Linked DNA regions of Homo sapiens: region 1 is linked to region 2. Evidence: read pairs that join two places in POLR2A ChIA-PET (ENCODE). Cell type or tissue: MCF 10A. All regions are shown on one strand. Each heading gives the region's core, and the rest is flanking DNA. Links, peaks and the distances in the headings are about the cores only.

Region 1 (5,373 bases), core at 106-5,105, 86 kb after region 2:
CCAAAGAGGAGTGTGTCAAACAGATGCTCCTGTGATGCCAGGGTCCACACTTTCCTGGTAACAAGAGAGTTAGGACAGAGCCCTCAGGACTAAAACCATTTCCTTAGAAAAAGGGAAAACCAAAACAAAGCAAAAAATAAAAACACAAACAGTCAAACCCACAATGAGCAGTCATACTCACCACTCCCTCACATGGAGGAACAAACTTAGATGGAAGATGTGGAGGTGGCTTGGTGTTGCCATCCATCCATCTTTCCATCCATCCATCCATCCATCCTTCCATCCATCCATCCATCAATCCATCCATTCATCAAACATTTGTTTGCCCACATAATGTATTCCAGGTGCTATGCTGGGTGATTGGGATTTAGCTTTTCACAAACCAGTCTCAATTCTCCTGGAAACAGACAAGACAAGAGGCAATTATCAATATGCACAAATGTAGCCAGCTCCATGTTGTTGGGTCAAGAACAGGAGACATAGATCCCGAAAGAGGGCACCAAACCTAACCTAGGAAAGAGCATGGTCAGGGAAGGCATCTAGGAGGAGGTGATGTTGGAGCTATCTTTTAAACGATATGTAGGAGTTAGCCAGGTAGGCAAGTGGGAACAGCAGGTGCCAAGGCCTGGTGGGGCAAGACAGTGCAGCCTCTTTAAGGAACTGCTGGGAAGCCAGTCACCCTGAAGGAGGCTTGGGGAAAGACGAAGTGAGTCCAACCCATGTGGATCTTCTGGGGCTTCCCCAAGCCCTGATGTTTAGGTTTCTGCTCTGACAAAGGTCAGGAGGAGGTTATGGAGATGCTGGGGGCTGGGCCAAGAACAGGGAGCAGAGGCGGGGAAGCTGGAGACCAGGCAGATTCTTTGGAACTTCCTGGAATAAGACCTCCAAGTTCATGGCATGTCCACGGCTCAGGGCCAGGGTGCTTGCTTTTCTGAACCCACGTTTCCCATTTGAGGCTGAACAGGTGGTGGAATTCTAGGTGCTTAGAGTTAGAAAATGATGATGATGACGATGACCACTTATCCCTGGATAAGGGCCTGGCCTGGATCAGGTTTCCCACAAATACTGGTTCTAATTCTTGCCACACTGTTTGCTGTGGAGGTCAGGGAGGTCAATGAAGTTTCACCCAGGATCCTACAGCTGCTCAGAAGTAGAGTTGGGATTGGATCCAGGGGTATCTGATCCGAGCTTCAGCCAGGTGTGAAAGGGGTCCTCAGTGGGACGGGCTGTTGCAGGTGGGACCCCAAAGCAGGCTCTGAGACAGGATTTGTGTGAAAGTGGCTTATTAGGGAGTGACCCCAGGAAACACCAGAGCCAAGCGGGATGCTGGGTAGCGAAGGGAAGGAGGCCAAGTACAGGAAACACCAGAGCCAGGCGGGATGCTAGATAGGGAAGGGAAGGAGGCCAAGTACAGGAATGCCAGCAAGGTGAGTCCTCAGGCAGGGCAGAGGCGGAAGAGAGCTGGAGTCTCTATTGCCCCTGCCCTGGCAGTCGTTGGGTAGTGGCTGTACCCCCAAGGGAATGAGAGGAGGCATCAGTTTTCGGGCACTTCCAGCTCCCTCTATGTCCAGGCAAAAGGACTTCTGGCAGCTGGGGCAGCCCACGACAGAGACACAGGTGCAGGCTGCTGGGGATAAGTGCATATCAGGAGCTGCTGTGCTGGAGATCAGAAAGGGATTCCTAGGATCTACAGGTGCACAGAGGAGCTGAGCAACCATCCCAGGACCTGGCCAGTTTCTGTGGTCACCTCGCTGTCTGCAAAATGCTTCCGTACTGTTCCGCCTCCACACTTTTGCACATGCTGTGCTCACTCATTCAACAAATAGTCCTCAAGACCCTACTATGCACCCACTATGAGCTAGGCTCAGGAGCAGGGCGGTGAACAGAACAGCCTGGCTTGGTCTTTCCCCTTATGGAGCTTAGAGGCTGGCTGGGAGACAGACACCAGGTCATCACTGCAAAGAGATGTGAGCTCTGAAAGGAAAGAGGGAGGTTCTCTGAGAACAGAAAAACTTGATGTAAACTGAGGGCATCAAGGAGAGCTTCCCTGAGGAAGTGACGTCTCAGCTGAGATCTAGTGGGGGAAGAGACACAACACAGACAGTGGGAACAGCCAGCCACCCAGAGCTTCCCTGATGAGGGTCTCTCAGCCCCAGGAGCTCCTGGGGGAGGCCAGTCCTGTTCAGGAGACTTGGACAAGCTGAATCCCTTCACCGAGCCTCAGTTTCCTCATCTATGCAAGCACGCAGAAGCAGCTTGGGCTTCCAGCTCTGACCTTGGCTCAAAATATCCACTGAGAAGTGGGCACAGCAGCTGTTGGACTCTCAGTGACCTCTGGCCCTGTGACCCCAGAGCCTTCCTCCCTGTGCCCTCTGTGGTCAGACTGTGACCTCTGGGGCTTATCAGCCTGGCCCCTAGGGTACCCCACGTATGATGCCTGAGTTGCAAAACAACTGCCCAGTTCCCCAGAAGGCTGCTTGAGAAATGTCAGCCCTCAGGGGAAGCTGACGTGGCGTCAGTGCTTTCAGAGCTATTGCAGAAATGGCTCCATTTCTGGAGAAAGCCCAGCCTGCGTGATAGCAAGACTGGCTGCTAGACTCAGAGCTGGCAGCGGCTTGGTGTGCATCCCTGGGCAGCCTGTAACCTCACAGTATCACAGCTTATCCTTTGGGGGCCTGCAAACCTTCCATGCGTGTTCATTCATTCAACAAATATTTACTGAGTACCTGCTATGTGCCAGGCAATGTTCTAAACACTAGGGGAGACAGCAGTAAACAAAAAACAAGCAAAAGAACAAAACCCAAAAATTAAAGGCCTGCCCTTGTGGAGCTTACATTCTGCTGAGGGAGTCCAACAACAGACAAATAAACAAACATGTGTATACATAATATTGGCCGGTGATAAGTACTTTGCAGGAAAATACAGAGGGACAGAACTGCTAAATAAGACAGTGAGGTCAAGGAAGTCCTCTTTCAAGAGGTAACGTTTGAGTAAAGACCTAAAGGAAGTGAGAGAGGAAACTATGTGGATATCTGGGGAATGAGTACACCAAGGGTATACAAAGCCAAGGGAAGAGTAAGTGCAAAGATCCTGGGGCAGGAATGCACTTGATGTGTAAGGAATGGCAAGAAGGCCGGTGTGGCTGGAGTCCAGTGATGGAGATGGAGGATGCATTGGACACTGGGGTTACAAACCTGAGTGCATTTTGTCAATGTGTTTGCATATGTGCGTGTGTGTGTGAGAGAGAGAGAGGAAGAGAGACGGACAGAGAGACAGAGACAGAGAGAAAGGAGACACAGAGAGACCTGGAGACACATAGCTTCCTTTCTTTCTTCCACCACCCCCTCCCCATCTTGGCATCATCATGATTAAGAGAGGGGAAAACACAGATGATTAAATGATTTAAATGTGCAAGTAAAATAACACCTCAGTGAGCACATTATGCAAATCTATTTAATTAACATCCTAAATGAGGTGAAGCCACCAAGGCGGATGAGCTAATTTCCCTGGGGGCTCCAGCTCCATTCTTGCCCTCCCTGAATGCCAGAAACTTCTCTGGGTGGAAGGAAAGGGGGTGGGCAGGGGCTCACAAGAGGGCCTGCTGCATGCTGGCACTTGGCACACAGGGGAGGCTTTACCCTAATTTACTCTCAATTAGCAGCAACAGTTACTGCCCTGTTTCATAGAGGAGAAAACTGAGGCTTGGAGAGGGCGCAGAGATTAGAACCCAGACCTCCTTAGAGCTCTTTGCTAAAAAAATTTTCAACTTGTCTCTTGGAGAGGTTTGAGCCTTTAGAAAGGACTGCCGCTTCCTTACATCTTTAAGGCAGGAATTATCTGCAAACCTTTTCTGTAAAGGGACAGATAATAGGCTTTGTGGGCCAGAACCAACTGTGTCTTTGTAGTTCAAAAGCAGCCACAGATAATCTATCAATGAATAGGCATGGCTGTGTTGCAGTAAAACTTTATTTACAAAAACAGGTCCCGAGGCCAATCTACAGGCTGCAGTTTGCTGATTGCTCTAAGGGATCTGACTGAATCAGAGCTTCCCCTGTGCAAAGCAGTTAACCACGGAAGGCCGTGGGACTCTAGGCAAGTCCCTCATCCCTCTGATCCTGTTTCTTCACCTGGACAATGAAGGAATGTTCTGGGTGAGGTCCAGTGATGAGAGGGGGGTGAAGCCGCCCATAGGAAGACAGAAGCTGCCCTGAACTTTGGGTGGGGCAGACCCTGGCAAGACACTGTTTGGCTACTATCACTGCATCACAACTTCGTGGTGTAAAACTCGCAGGGTCCTGTGGGTCAGGATAGCAGGCATAGCATAAGGAGAGACAGTTTGTCCTGATACGTGATGTCAGCTGGGAACACTTGAAGGGTGACTCAATGGCTGGAGGGTGGAATCATCTGGAAGCATCTGCACTTGCAGGTCTGAGGATTGACACTGGCTGTCAGCTGGGAGTTCAGCTGGGCTGTTGCCAGAGCACCTCTACGTGGCCCCTCTGAGGGGTCTCTCTGCATAGACTGTTTGGGCTTCCCCACAGCATGGTGGCTGGGCTCCAAGAGAGTTAGGTGGAAATGCATTTTTATGACCTAGCTATGGAAGCCACATGTTGTCACTTCCATCACACTCTATTGTCAAGACAGTCACAAAGGGGAAGGAACATAGACCCCCACTGCTCAATAGAAGGAGAGTCAAGGTCACAGCGTAAGAAAACCATATGGGATGGGTGATGTTGTGGCCAACTATGGCCAATACAATCTACCCCATGCTCATGGTGAGAGGCCCCCATGTGGAGTCTGGGCCTAGAACCTTGCTTCACTGATTCAAGGCAGCATCAGCCCTGTTACTGGGAGCCCAAGCTGTTCAGACCCCTCCCTCCAGACCCATCCAAGCCTTTTCTGGTCAAAACCAGCCCATGCTTAATCCTGGGTCTCCTTCCAAAGTAACCCTGAGCCATTGCTGCAGTAGGACTGTATTCTCAGTCAGAGTTAAGCCTTTTTTCTTACAAACAATGAAGGAGGGCCGGGTGCACGGTGGTTCATGCCTGTAATCCCAGCACTTTGGGAGGCCAAGGTGGGCGGATCACGAGGTCAGGAGTTCGAGACCAGCCTGGCCAACATGGTGAAACCCCCTCTCTACTAAAAATAAAAAGATTAGCCAGGCATGGTGGCAGGTGCCCGTAATCCCAGCTATTCGGGAGGCTGAGGCAGGAGAATTGCTTGAACTTGGGAGGCGGAGGTTGCAGTAAGCCAAGACTGTGCCACTACACTCCAGCCTGAGCAACACAGTGAGACTTTGTCTCAAAAAAAAAAAAAATGAAGGAAACATAAGCAAACAGCTCCCACCCACACGTCAGCCCTGGTGACCCCAGC
Region 2 (5,373 bases), core at 205-5,204:
AATGTTAAATGATGAGTTAATGGGTGCAGCACACCAACATGGCATGTGTATACATATGTAACAAACCTGCACATTGTGCACATGGACCCTAAAACTTAAAATATAAAAAAAAAATAGCATCAGTCCCCCATGGCCAGCGGGTCTCACTTGGGAACCAGTGCTCACTATTGCACTCTTGCAGCCCCTCTTTTGTGCTGCAGGTGAGGGACTCTGTTCCTGTTCCCTCTCTGCCAGGAACACATACAGCAGTGGGCTGGCCAGGTGTCATATGACACCCGTGTCTAAGCAGACTAAAGAAGTACACATCAGCCAGGCGTGGTGGCTCATGCCTGTAATCCCAGCACTGTGGGAGGCCAAGGTGGGGGTGGATCACCTGAGGTCAGGAGTTCGAGATCAGCCTGGCTGACATGGTGAAACCCCATCTCTACTAAAAAAATTAAAAATACAAAAATTAGCCGGGCGTGGTGGCAGGTGCCTGTAATCCCAGCAACTTGGGAGGCTGAGGCAGGAGAATCGCTGGAACCCGGGAGGCGGAGGTTGCAGTGAGCCGATATTGCGCCATTGCACTCCAGCCTGGGTGACAGATCAAGACTCTGTCTCAAAAAAAAAAAAAAAAGTATACATCAAGGCCAGAACAGGAAAAGACATTTCCAAGAGAGGTGATATACCCAGCACAGGCTTTGAGGGTTCTTTACTTTCCTGTATGGAAATATTCCAGGCCAGAGGCAGGCTCTTATGCAACCACACAAGGGCCGGCAGCCTGTGTCTGCCTTTCCCAACATCTTTACTATCTGTCCCCTTACAAGAAAGAGTTTGCCGATCTCCAGATTAATGTGATATGCACTTCAGCCCGCAGAGATCATGATGGCTTCTGAGTTATTGGGTTCTGAATTAATGAGGTTTCTGTGTATTTCCTAACATGTGCTATTTCAAACTCTCAGATACTTAGATTGGGCAGTTCTCCTCTCCTTGGCCCAGGGGCCCACTGTGTCATTGTGGCCTGTCAGATCTGCATCCGGGCTCAAAGCCAGGTTACATGCATTCTGCTTCCCTGGATAGGATCTCTGTGACATTGCTACCCTGGAGGATTTGTTTCTACTTCAATTAAATCAGATTAGTCCACTCACATGCTCTTGTCTTGGGCAAAGAGCCCTGAATTTGGAACCCAGTTGAAGTCCCAACTCCATCACTGCAGAACTGGGTGACTTGGGACAAATCACTGCTTGGCATGGGGCTGACGTATCAAGAAGGCCTAAGTATTTCCGCATCTCCCTGGAAGCCTTCTCCCCATGTTTAACATGAACAGCTGCAATGAGAGACAGCACTGGGATGCTTACAGGCAGCAGCTCCAGACCCCCATGATCTGAGTTTAAGTCTGGATCTCATTACCTAACCTGCTCTTTGGCCAAGTGACTTCACTTCCCTGTGTCTTGGTTTCATCATCTGTACACTGGGAAGGATAATAATAGGCTCTATCTCATAAGGTTATGGGGACTTCATGAATTGCTATTGCTCAAGTAACAAGCTATATATCTGCCAAATCAATACAAGTTGTTTGCTGATACAGAACAATCTGTGTAAACTCAGAGAGTGACAGCCTGAGATGGGGCACAGCTGGACCCAATCAGGAGGTCCTGGAGTATGAACTGTGTCCGCTTAAGGTCACAGCTGTTGTAAGAAGATCCTGGAGAAGGACCCTGGCCAATTGCAGGAGGGTGGCCAGGCCTCAAAATCAAGTTCTCCCAGGAAGGAATGGATGATGGGGAACAGTTTAACCTGTAAGTGAAGAAAAAGCAAGGACAGTGGGACTCAATGGCTCTGGATGAAGATGGAGCATAAAAATGGTTCTTGCCTTGAGGTTAAAACTGGGGCAAGAGACGGATGTTCCAGTGGGGAGGGCTTCTGCCCCATGACCAGGAAGACATGTTGGCCCCACCGAGGCTGGCTGACCCTTCTCGGCTGGGGTGCTGTAAGGAGCTTCTTGGTTAAGGTGCAGAATGGGATGAGATGAAGCATGTAAGGCCCCTCCCAGATCCAATGGTCCAGACTAATATTTCTGTTGGCTTTGAGATTGGACTGCTGATAAGTGTGGTAGGAACAAAGCCATTGCTATTTTAACATTCCAAACTTTGAAGCTTGCCAAGAACTTTATAAAGAGTGTCTGCTCAAATTTCCCAGGCCGCCTCCTGATGAAGTGCTCAGTGGCCTGACATTGCTATGAGACCCTCCCCGCTTCCTCCCATGGATTATGACACAGGGATGGTGATGACAGCTCCTGGCAAGGTCAGGAGTCAGCTCAGCCTGGCCTGAGTCATGGGAAAGTAATTTATATGAGAGCTGTCATTGCTTAAGAACCCAAAGTAGGTAGGACCTCCAAACTCTCTTGATATTTGCCATAGTTGCCTTTGAAACCTCAAAAAGGCCATCCAGACCTGGCCCCTAGTTTACCCGGAATGCAGTGGTGTCTGGACTTTATTTGAATGGCCTGCAAGTCTGTAAAGTCATTCCTAGTGGTAGATTTCTTATCTCCTCAGCCAAAACAAGCACAGAGAGTTCTGGTTATGAGGCAATAAAGTTTATTAGGCTCTGGGATTACATTATAGCATGACCTGTTATACACGGTTTCAGAGATGCTGTGGTTCCAGTCAAGCTCCCCCCACCATCATCTACCCGGCCAACAATGGAACAGACTGGTAGTGAACTCCTGGTCCCTGGAGGCAGCAAAAGAAGCCACTTACCTGAGAAGTATGTTATAGAGGGTATTCTGCAAACTTAAGTAGAAGAGGGGCTGCAACCTTCAATGCCTACAAAGGCTGAGAAGGCAGTGAGGAGGAGGGAATTTGGCCCACTTGGACAGGAGAGACAGATGGTGTGCCTGCCTCTGCAGACGGCCACTGCTCAGGTCAACCAGGTGTTGGCATGCCGGATTGCATCGCCAGATTGTCCGATTTTTCTAAAAGGAAGCTGAAAACCTAGATTTGTATGTAAGAATCTCTCGATTTTAAATGTTGGAAACTAATTTGGATCTTGTTGGAACACCAGTTTGCCACTTTTGCAAGTAGAGTTACTCTCTGCTGAGTATCTAGGGCAGGAGTCTGCGCAGCTGACCGCGGTCTCAGTAAGAACCCCTTGTTATAAGAAGAATCTGTTAGCCTTGGGTCACAGTCTGTAGCTTTCTTCAAGTTCATCCTGGCCTGCCACCTGCAGCCTTGTGTGGAGCCATTGGCCTGAGGGTGAAGGGGCCTTGGTTCTGGTCCCAGCCCTGACACTGATGACCTGTGTGACCTCAGGAAAGTCTCTGTCCCTCTCTGGCCTGTTACCCCTTCTGGAATTAGCCTAGTGTGTCTCTGGCCCCTGCCAGCTCAACCAGTTTAGGCCTCCACCTGGGAGAAACCCACAGTGGAGAATTTTCCAAAGCAGAGCTGGTTCTTGATTTGGGGTAAATGATTGTTTTCTTTCTTTCCTTCTTTCTTTTCTTTTTTTTTTTTTTAATTTAAGAGACAGGGTCTCACTCTGTTACCTAGGCTAGAGTGTAGTGTGTAGTGGTATGATCATAGGCCACTGTAACCACAAACTCCTGGGCTCAAGCAATCCTCTGGCCTTGGTCTCCTGAGTAGCTGGGAGTACAGGCAAGCACCACCATGCCCAGCTAATTTTCACATTTTTTGTAGAGATAGGGTCTTTGTATGTTGCCCAGACTGGTCTCAAACTCTTGCCCTCAAGCAATTCTCCTGCCTCGGCCTCTCAAAGTGTTGAGATTATAGGCTTGAGCCACGGCATCCGGCCTATTTTCTAGACTGATTGTGCATCTTTAGGTATTTCCAAAACTGAGAAAATAATTTACCAGAAAGGAGGCCTCCCAGTGACTTCCAGCATTTGTGCCGATGGCTGATGGAGTGACCTGTTAGCATTTGTCAAATGCCAGTGGTGAAGGTTAGGTGGTGACAGAAGGTAGATGGGGCTTGTGACTGACGGAAAACAGCAGGTGAGGGGTCACCCCAGAGGCCTCTCATCTCTGTCCTTACTTACTGCAGCCTGGGTAGTCCTTCCTGTCTGTGGGCCTCAGTTTCCTCCTCTGAAAATGAGAAAATCAGTTTGGCTGGATGGTTTCTGAGTCCCCTTTGAGCCCCGGAGTTCTGTGATTCCAACGAATTTATGTTTCAAAGTTGTAGTTTTATCAGCTGCACAAGGACTTAAATCTTTTTTTCAATTCAACAGATGTTTCCCCTTCCTTCCTCCCTCCCTCCCTCCTTCCTTCCTTCTTTCCTTCTTTCCTTCCTTCCCTCCCTTCTTTCCTTCCTTCCTTCCTTCCATCCTTCCTTCCTTCCTCTGCCTTTCTTTCTCTCTTCTCTTCTTTCTTCTTACTCTGTCATCCAGGCTGCAGTGGCACGGTCATAGCTCACTGTAACCTTGAACTCATACAGATGATCTTGGAGATAGCTCTTCTGAGGCCTGCCAACAGGTAGTAAATGAGTTTGGAATTGGACCCTCCACCAGCCGAGCCTTAAGATGACCACAACCAAGGCCAACACCTCGTGAAAACCCTTGAGTCCGAACCACCCAGCGAAGCCACAGAAACAGAGAAACCACTATTAGTTCCAGCTGCTAAGTTTTTGGGTCATTAGTTCAGCAGCAATGGGTAATCAGTGCAGCCCTTCTGCCACGAGCTGAGCTCTTGGGGCTGGGGCTGGGAAGGGAAGGGTTAACCCCAGAGCCCAGACTTTCAGGTGGGCAGCAAGGTTAGTGCCTCCAGCTTGGGGGACCGTTCATTACAGAGTTACCCAGTGGTTCAACCAACGTTTGGGTCTGCTGCCAGCTGGGCCTCAGCCCTCCTGTGGCACCTGTCAGGGCAGGAGCATTCTGTTGTGGGGGGCGGGGGGTGGGGGAGGAGGGACATTCTGGAAACTGACTGATTCATTAGCAGCTTTGCCTCCCTGCATCTGCCCGCGATGCACCAGCTGCAAGTAGAGCCGGCACAGCTGATCGGCCTGTGTTCCTGGCAGGGGTCAGGGCTGCCTTGACTCCTCAGCTCCCGACCCTGGGCCTATGGTTTTGAGTCCAGAGGGAGGTGTTGAGGAGCTCCCCTAAACCCCAGAGACTGCTGATAAACCAGGCCCACAGGCAAGGCGCACCTCCTGGGTGCCATCCCCATCTTGTTTAATCCTCATGGTAACCCTCCCAAAGTAGGCATGCCCATCAGCGCCATGCTGCAGGAGGAAACCGAGGCCCAGGTTTGTGCAGCTGGAACGCACAGAGCTCTCTGACTCCAGAGTCCACCTGATCATCCGCTCTGCTTCCTTGGCCCCACCATGGGGAGCATGATGGATGTGGTGCCTCAGTGGTTTGGGGGAGCTGCTTCGAGGAAGAAGGTGG

What was found. Peaks named below come from ENCODE experiments on the same cell type or tissue, not always from the same donor. Only the 100,000 strongest peaks of a DNase experiment are listed, where the experiment ranks them.
Region 1: POLR2A ChIA-PET joins it to region 2 with 10 read pairs; 5 of 35 experiments call an interaction of 5 or more read pairs at or near these places.

The regions. Positions count from the first base shown.
Region 1 is chr20:38,194,325-38,199,697 of GRCh38, forward strand. No RefSeq gene overlaps it. Among named protein-coding and RNA genes, the nearest start is that of TGM2, 32 kb to the left of the region's middle. In MCF 10A, for the core only: no CTCF peak of the experiment used is centred there; a DNase peak (open chromatin) is centred at 2,527.
Region 2 is chr20:38,107,791-38,113,163 of GRCh38, forward strand. It overlaps LOC124904899 (a long non-coding RNA gene), which reads left to right and starts at 2,228. Exons shown (of 2, transcript XR_007067580.1): 1 at 2,228-2,745. RefSeq lists a silencer at 1,997-2,291 and an enhancer at 4,263-4,762. In MCF 10A, for the core only: no CTCF peak of the experiment used is centred there; DNase peaks (open chromatin) are centred at 731 and 2,261.